Regions from separate parts of the Homo sapiens genome. Here regions 1 and 3 are each linked to region 2. Evidence: read pairs that join two places in POLR2A ChIA-PET (ENCODE). Cell type or tissue: PC-9. All regions are shown on one strand. Region 1 overlaps MTF2 (metal response element binding transcription factor 2). Region 2 overlaps DIPK1A (divergent protein kinase domain 1A). Region 3 overlaps MTF2 (metal response element binding transcription factor 2).

Region 1 (2,500 bases), 240 kb after region 2:
GTCCCTTGATTGATAATTTGACTGGTTATAAGGTTGATTTTCACCCAGAATTTATTTTTCACTCAGATTTTTAAGTGAATAGTTCCACTGTCTTCTGACTTGTAATATTGCTATAATGATTATTATTCTCAGTCCCTTGTTAGTTGCCCTTTTATCTCTTTGTAAACGTAGTATCTTTGTCCTTGATTTTCTTAGAACAGGTTTTTTTTGTTCAGTTTGCTGGACACTTGTGGCCTTTTCAATCTGGTTACTTCTTTCAGTACTGGGATGTTTTCTTTTACTTTGATAATTTTTTCTCCACTTTTTTTCTGTTTTCACATGTTGGATATTTCTGATTGGTCCTCTAATTTTCTTAATCTGTTTTCTCTTATTTTCTATCTTGGTTATATAAGGTGAAAACTTTTGTAATCACCCCAGGGTCAAAAGTAGAACATTGCCAGCTAACCCAGAAACCCACATTGCAACCCTTTCATCCCCCAGATAATCTCCATCCTGACTTCTGTGGTGATTATTTTTTCTTTGTAGTCTTATTATTCAGATGTGCATTTTGAGGGTTGTAGTTTAATTTACTAGTTTTAAAATATATGTTTTAAGATTTTTTTTCAATTACAGGTTCTATCTTAGATCTTGCCTCTTTTTTTCTGTGGAGTTTATTTGTGGGAGAAACCAGGTCATTTGTCATGTGCATTTCCTAACCTGTATTTTGCTGTTGCATCCCCACTGTGTAGTTGAGCATATTTCTCTGCATTTACTAGATCTAGAGGCTTACCAGGTTCAGGTTTGCCTTTTTGGGGGGTGGGGTGGGCAAGACTATTTCACATGTGCTGTGGGTTCTCCCATCAGGAAGCATGTAATGTTTCTCTTGCTGTGCTCTTAGCAGCTACTGATGCTCAGTGCATAGATCTATTTATTCATTAGGTGTTGCAAAATGGTGATTTAAAACATTTTCTTTTTCATTTATTGGCTTGAATATATTTATAGAGAAAGTTTACCTCTATTTTCAGCTGGCACCTTACCTGTTCCCCTCTCTGTGCCTTGTATTTCCCTTGATTCAATTCCTTGAAAGAATAAACGTTCCATATTCTGATGGGATGTACAGGATAGGAGATGTGACTCGGGGGTTCCAAGTGTCTTTTTTTTCAGACATGGTCTTGCTCTGTTACCCAGGCTGGAATACAGTGGCTGGATTATATAGCTCACTGCCATTATAGCTCACTGCTGCCTCAAACTCCTGGGCTCAAGTGATCCTCCCACTTATGTGTTCTGAGTAGCTGGGAAGCTGGGACTACAGGCACATGCCACCATGCCTGAGTAATTAAAAAAATTTTTTTTGTAGTGGTGGGGTCTCCTTATATTGACCAGGCTGGTTGCGAACTTCTTGCCTCAAGTGATCCTCACCTGGCTTCCAAGTGTCCTTTTATACCAACTTCTACATATTTCTTCATTCTTTTTATTTTATTTTATTTTTGAGATGGAGTTTAGCTCTTGTCGCCGAAGCTGGAGTGCAATGGTGCAATCTTGGCTCACTGCAACCTCCGCCTCCTGGGTTCAAGCGATTCTCCTGCCTCAGCCTCCCAGGTAGCTGGCATTACAGGAGTCCGCCACTACATCCAGCTGATTTTTGTATTTTTAGTAGAGACGGGATTTCACCATGTTGGCCAGGATGGTCTCGAACTCCTGACCTCAGTGATCCGCCCACATTGGCCTCCCAAAGTACTGACTGGGATTGCAGGCGTGAGCCACCCTGCCTGGCTATTTCTCTGTTCTTTTTTTTTTTTTTTTTTGAGATGGAGTCTCGCTCTGTCACCCAGGCTGGAGTGCAGTGGTGTGATCTCAGCTCAGTGCAACCTCCACCTCCCAAGTTTAAACGATTCTTCTGCCTCAGCCTCCTGAATAGCTGGGACTACAGGTGCATGCCACCACACCCAGCTAATTCTTGTATTTTTAGTAGAGATGGGGTTTCACCATATTGGTCAGGCTGGTCTCAAACTCCTGACCTTGTGATCCGCCCACCTTGACCTCCCAAAGTGCTGGGATTGCAGGCGTGAGCCCCTGCACCCGGTCTATTTCTCCATTCTTAATGCTCCCACTTGACCTCTGTCTTTTGAGTCTTGTGTCAACAGTTCTTTAGTCTTTTGAGGTTCTGTAGAGCAAAGGATTTGCTTCTCATTCCTCATTGTTCTTTCAGCTGACACTTATGTTTAATTTTCTTCCTTATTTTACAAGTGTTCATTCTTCCATCTGCCTTCCATCTTCATATATTGTGATTTAGAATTTCACATGTAACATGAACGTGGAACATCATGTATTGTTGAAGATGGAGTGTGTTTTAATTTTTTCTTTTCTCTTTGTTTTGTCATGAAAAGGAACAAATAAATCTTTACTCTCCTATCTTAATACAGCAAAGTCCTACTCTTCTCATTTTCACTTCTCATTTCTATCCAGGGCCCCAAATACGTATTATTAATATGTTACAACTTCCAAGTCTTCACTTCCAAAC
Region 2 (2,500 bases):
CAAAAACAAGAAAGGGAAAAAAACCCATCCACTCTCTGAAAAAATATGGTACCAATGAAACCCTAGGCACAATAAATGAGGATGACCTGCCAAATTCAGTGAAGATTACACCAGAGCCTACAAGTATGCTGAGATTAAACACCTGCTGTGGTCCCCACTCTCAGACAAAGTTGGCAGAGCACCAAGTAGGTGGTACATCTGCAGAGCACAACCATTATCCTGGTTGCAACAAAGATTTAAGGGGCACAAGCTGTGGGAACTTCCCAGAACTCTATTTGGCACCATGAAATAGTAAGATAAGACAGGCCTGAATGATAAAATGCTCAGAAATGTTCTCTTTGCTGGAGGCAGTCTGTTGATGAACTACGGTTGGGAGAGAGGGCCAGAAGCAGCTTCACTACCAGCTCAGTTCACTGCCCAGTTGCTTCCCGCACATGGCTGGCTGAAGGAGACCTCATTTCACTCAGTAATGAGTAATAATCAAAACCAAACAAGCAAAAGATCTATACAGCAAATCTACAAGAATTAGGAAGAATGGAATAGGAAAAGCAAATGTCAGATAAAAAAAATTTTCTAGGCAGGGTGCAGTGGCTCACGCCTATAATCCCAGCACTTTGGGGGGCCGAGGCAGGTGGATCACCTGAGGTCAGGAGTTCGAGACGAGCCTGACAAACATGGAGAAACCCCGCCTCTACTAAAAATACAAAATTAGCTGGGCGTGGTGGCGCATGCCTGTAATCTCAAGTATTCAGGAGGCTGCGGTGGAAGAGTCGCTTGAACCCTGCGGGGGCGGAGGTTGCAGTGAGCCGAGATCACACCATTGCACTCCAGCCTGGGCAAGAAGAGCGAATCTCCGTCTCAAAAAAAAAGAAAAAAATTTCTAGAAGAATGTTGCTATGAAACAGACCAAACATATTGTTATGAATTTAAAGGACTTACTGAACCAGTTTAAAATAAGACTTCAAAGCAGAAGAAATGATGAGGCAATAGAAGGAAGTTTAAAATAAGCTAACAGAACTCAGACAGGAAGGAAAATAAAACATCTAGAAATAAAAGCCACATTATAAATGAGGGGAAAGACAGACAGGGATAAAACACAGTAAGATTTAGGAGGACTAGGCCAGGCGTGGTGGCTCATCCCTGTAATAACAGCACTTTGGGAGGCTGGGCAGGCAGATCGCTTGAGCTCAGGAGTTCAAGAGCAGCCTGGGCAATACAGCAAGACCCCATCTCTACAAATAATACAAAAGAATTAGCTGGGTTTGGGGGCACATATATGTAGTACTAGCTACTTGGGAGGCTGAGGTAGGAGGATCGCTTTAGCCTGGGAGGCAGAGGTTGCAGTGAGCCAAGATCACACGACTGTACTCCAGCCTGGGTGACAGAGTGAGACCCTGTCTTAAACAAACAAAAACAATAACAACAACAAAAAACTTTGGAGGACAAGGTTGAGAAATGCAAGCAAAATGAAATGGAAATTTAAAAATAATAAAATGAATTTAAGATAAATGTATAGATAAAAAAGACAAAGTATATCCACCATGTCCATATGAAGGAGAATGGGAACTGAAGGAGAATGGGAACAAGTGGAAAAGAAAAAATATTCAAAGTAGAATTCAAGGGAAACTTCACATAAATTAAAACACTTTAATCTATAGATTGAAAGGACATACAATGAATGTCCCAAGAAAAACTGACAAGAATGACCCCTGTGACATATCCCACTGAGGTTCACTGGACTTCAAAAATAAGTTATCCTTTGAGCATCCAGGCAAAAAGATCAAGGCACCTTTAAGGGGAAACCAATCAGATTGGCCCCAGATTTCTCCATAGCCACATTCAATAGTAGACAACAGTGGTGCAATGCCAGCGGAGGCTTTGGGGAAGGAAGTGAGACTCGCCTGTGTCCTAATAGTCTCATCTGTGAAGGGGATGTTAATAGGTCTTAATTTACAGCATCCTTATGAGGATTAAATAGTGTAAGTATAGACCACCTGTGACTTTAAAAAGTGCTCAGTCATAGCTATTATTATTTTACATAGCTGAACTTTCTTTCAGTAGGCACCAAATGTTTTTGAACACATAAGGTTCAGAAAATATAATTTCCATGAGCATCTCTTGAAGAAATGATTAGAGAAGGAATTTCAGCCAACAAAGAGATGAATGGAGAAATGGAACATGAAAGCCAGTTGAAATGGACTGGAATAAAAACAGCTCAGGTAACTGAATTAATAAAAACTGATTTTTTTTTGTTTTGTTTTTTTGAGACAGAGTCTCACTCTGTTGCCCAGACTGGAGTGCAATGGCACAATCATGGCTCACCACAGCCTCGATCTCCCAGGCTCAAGTGATCCTCTTGCCTCAGTCTCCCGAGTAGCTGGGACTACAAGAATGTGCCACTATGCCTGGTTAATTTTTTAATTTTTTGTAGAGATGGGGTTTCACTTTGTTGCCCAGGCTGGTTTCAAATTCCTGGGCTCATGTAAGCTTCCCACCTCAG
Region 3 (2,500 bases), 270 kb after region 2:
TATGATGAGGCTGGCTAAACTTTAATGGTATTTTTTATTTTAGAAACCTAGTAAATACATATTTACATTTGTAATTACTTGCTGTAATCTTACATTGAATCAGTTGTATTCTGTTTCGTGTATTGTGTCCCCCCCCCCTTTTTTTAATAAAGGAAGCACTGTGACTGTTTTTATTTTAAAGACTTTTTTTTTTTTTTTAAGAGCAGATTTAGGTTGTCCCCTTCTGCCACACATGCATTGCCTCCTCCATTATCAACATCCCTCCACCATAATGGTAGATAGTTATAATTGATGAAGCTACATCAATACATCATTATCATCCAAAGCTGTGACTTCTTTTAGTAATAAAAAGAAGTTTCAAAAATATTACACTTTTGGAGATAATATCCTGTCATACTGAAAAGCCAAAATGTAACATTCATGTATCATATTTTTTTCTTAGTTGAATACGGTATAGGATTGTTATGAAGAGAAGATAAAACTTTTGAATCATTTTAGAAGATAATGGTAGTATTACATTGTTTCCTTATGTAGTTTTTGTACTTCTTTTGGCTTGGTACCTAATGATTATCATATAGATTGAGTGTAGCTGTTTGAGGAACTACTATGTTTTGGATTATTTTCTTTGAGATAGTAAAAATACTTAACATTTGAAACCATGATAAACTTTCTTAAGGTTTTTATGTAAAATGAAGTCTCATCTGTTGTATCAGATTGTTTTGGGGAGTTTAAAATGAGATATTAGTACTTTTTGTAATCGCTTATTGTCATTTGTGTTTGATTCTTAAAGTTATTTGAAATCCTAGTTCTGTAATAACCACTCTTCTGTGGTCTTAAATTTTAGAAACCCTGAGGTTGATACCAGAATAATTTATGGAGTGCTACTTCACTTCTGAGGGAGGTAGGGAGAAAAGCAAAGATGAAACTCAAGAAATACTGTGGTAGAAATGATACTAGAGGAAAATATACAATAGAGGTGGAATAATATTTATAAGTGGAAATTATAAGAAATCTGAACAAAAATTCCTTGGGGCTTAGAGTGTTATAATTAGCATATAGTATGGTGGTTAGCAACAAATTACCTAAGTTGTTGGGATACTTAAGCCCAGGTGGCTTGGAACTTAATATTGGTAGTTGAAAGGAAGAGTTATACTGTAAGTATTAGTGTGAGATTAGTATCTGGAGAGGGGGGAGCAAAAAAAAAATATTCTTTTGGAGATTTATATAATAAACCTCATGGTCAGATGGAAGGTGTAGAATATGATGCTCTTCTAATGTAGATTATCTGATTTACACTATAATGGTTGTACTTTTAGTTTGCAAAACACTGAAAGAGGGAAGTCTTTGGCACTTTTATGGTAGCTAAAATATGCAGTTCTATGCAGAGTAGTCATGGAGTGCTGAAGGAACTTAGTAGATAAAATTTCTGAGAAACGGTAGGGAGTAAATACCAAAAGAAAGTAGAGTTCATTGCGATCGTCAGAAAGTAAAAAAGTGGGTTTTAGAAATTAGGAAGTTAGTTTTGCTGTTGACTCAGCAAATTTTCAGATTTTTCAGATATATGGTTTGTGAAGATTTAAAAGGCAATAAGGAAAATCTCTTATTAGAATAAGTCATGTATACCCTTGGTTTCTTTTTTGATATGATTAGCAACGCTGGTTTGTCAGTGTTTTTTTTTTTTTTTTTTTTTATGGTTAGCAAACACTGGTTTGGGCATGATATAGACATAGTATAACTTGATTTCAGATGAGATATTAAAATGTGAACTGGTTAAAATGAAAATTAAATGGATTTGTAACTAATGGAAAAACAGTAACAAAGTCGGTGCTTTGGAAACATTCTTGAGGGAGACTCTTATGGAGGGCCATAGGGGTTCTGTCTTTGTCTCTACCTTCAATTCTAGAAGGATGACAGAATCAAGAGAAAAGATCTGGAACATTGAGATGAAAACAAGATCAATTAACAGCAGTTATAAAATTCTGCTTTAGCCATAAACACAAACAGTACATGGGTATGATAGGGGATACTCAATTTGATAGCAGTTCATCTGATAAGATTTCACAGTTGGGGTGGGGAGGGGGGACCAGGAAGAAGACAGAGTTAGTCAGAAGCTTAATATGAAGTAACCATGTGATATAGCTATTAAACATTTTAACCTAATCTTATAATTAGACATAATAATTGCATTCAGATATTTGAAGAGCTGTCTTGTAAAAGAAGGAATGAAAGAGCTCTGGGGAGGAAGATTTTGCCTACTTATGGAATGGGCTTTTTTAGTTGGTGCCTTATCAGCTTTTATCAGTGGCACTAATTAAGCCAAGGTCGAATAAATATCTGTACTGTAAAAGAGACTGCAATATTGGTGGAAGGCTGAATTGGATCTAGGGTCTCATTCAAGCTTTAAAGTCTGATTCTATTATTCCTCCTTTAAAATTGAAATTCTCTATCATTAGACCCTTCAGAAATTACAGTAGGAGTTGGTGGTTTGATATAGGGGAAT

Evidence for each region. ChIA-PET counts read pairs that join two places held together with the same protein. Peaks named below come from ENCODE experiments on the same cell type or tissue, not always from the same donor. Only the 100,000 strongest peaks of a DNase experiment are listed, where the experiment ranks them.
Region 1: POLR2A ChIA-PET joins it to region 2 with 5 read pairs; 3 of 35 experiments call an interaction of 5 or more read pairs at or near these places.
Region 3: POLR2A ChIA-PET joins it to region 2 with 5 read pairs; 3 of 35 experiments call an interaction of 5 or more read pairs at or near these places.

What each region holds. Positions count from the first base shown.
Region 1 is chr1:93,093,890-93,096,389 of GRCh38, forward strand. The region is part of intron 1 of MTF2 (metal response element binding transcription factor 2); the gene reads left to right. Among named protein-coding and RNA genes, the nearest start is that of MTF2, 16 kb to the left of the region's middle. In PC-9, no CTCF peak of the experiment used is centred here; no DNase peak of the experiment used is centred here; H3K27ac peaks cover 368 bases.
Region 2 is chr1:92,851,641-92,854,140 of GRCh38, forward strand. The region is part of intron 2 of DIPK1A (divergent protein kinase domain 1A); the gene reads right to left. Among named protein-coding and RNA genes, the nearest start is that of SNORA66, 12 kb to the left of the region's middle. In PC-9, no CTCF peak of the experiment used is centred here; a DNase peak (open chromatin) is centred at 978.
Region 3 is chr1:93,123,634-93,126,133 of GRCh38, forward strand. The region is part of intron 9 of MTF2 (metal response element binding transcription factor 2); the gene reads left to right. Among named protein-coding and RNA genes, the nearest start is that of MTF2, 46 kb to the left of the region's middle. In PC-9, no CTCF peak of the experiment used is centred here; no DNase peak of the experiment used is centred here; H3K27ac peaks cover 1,731 bases.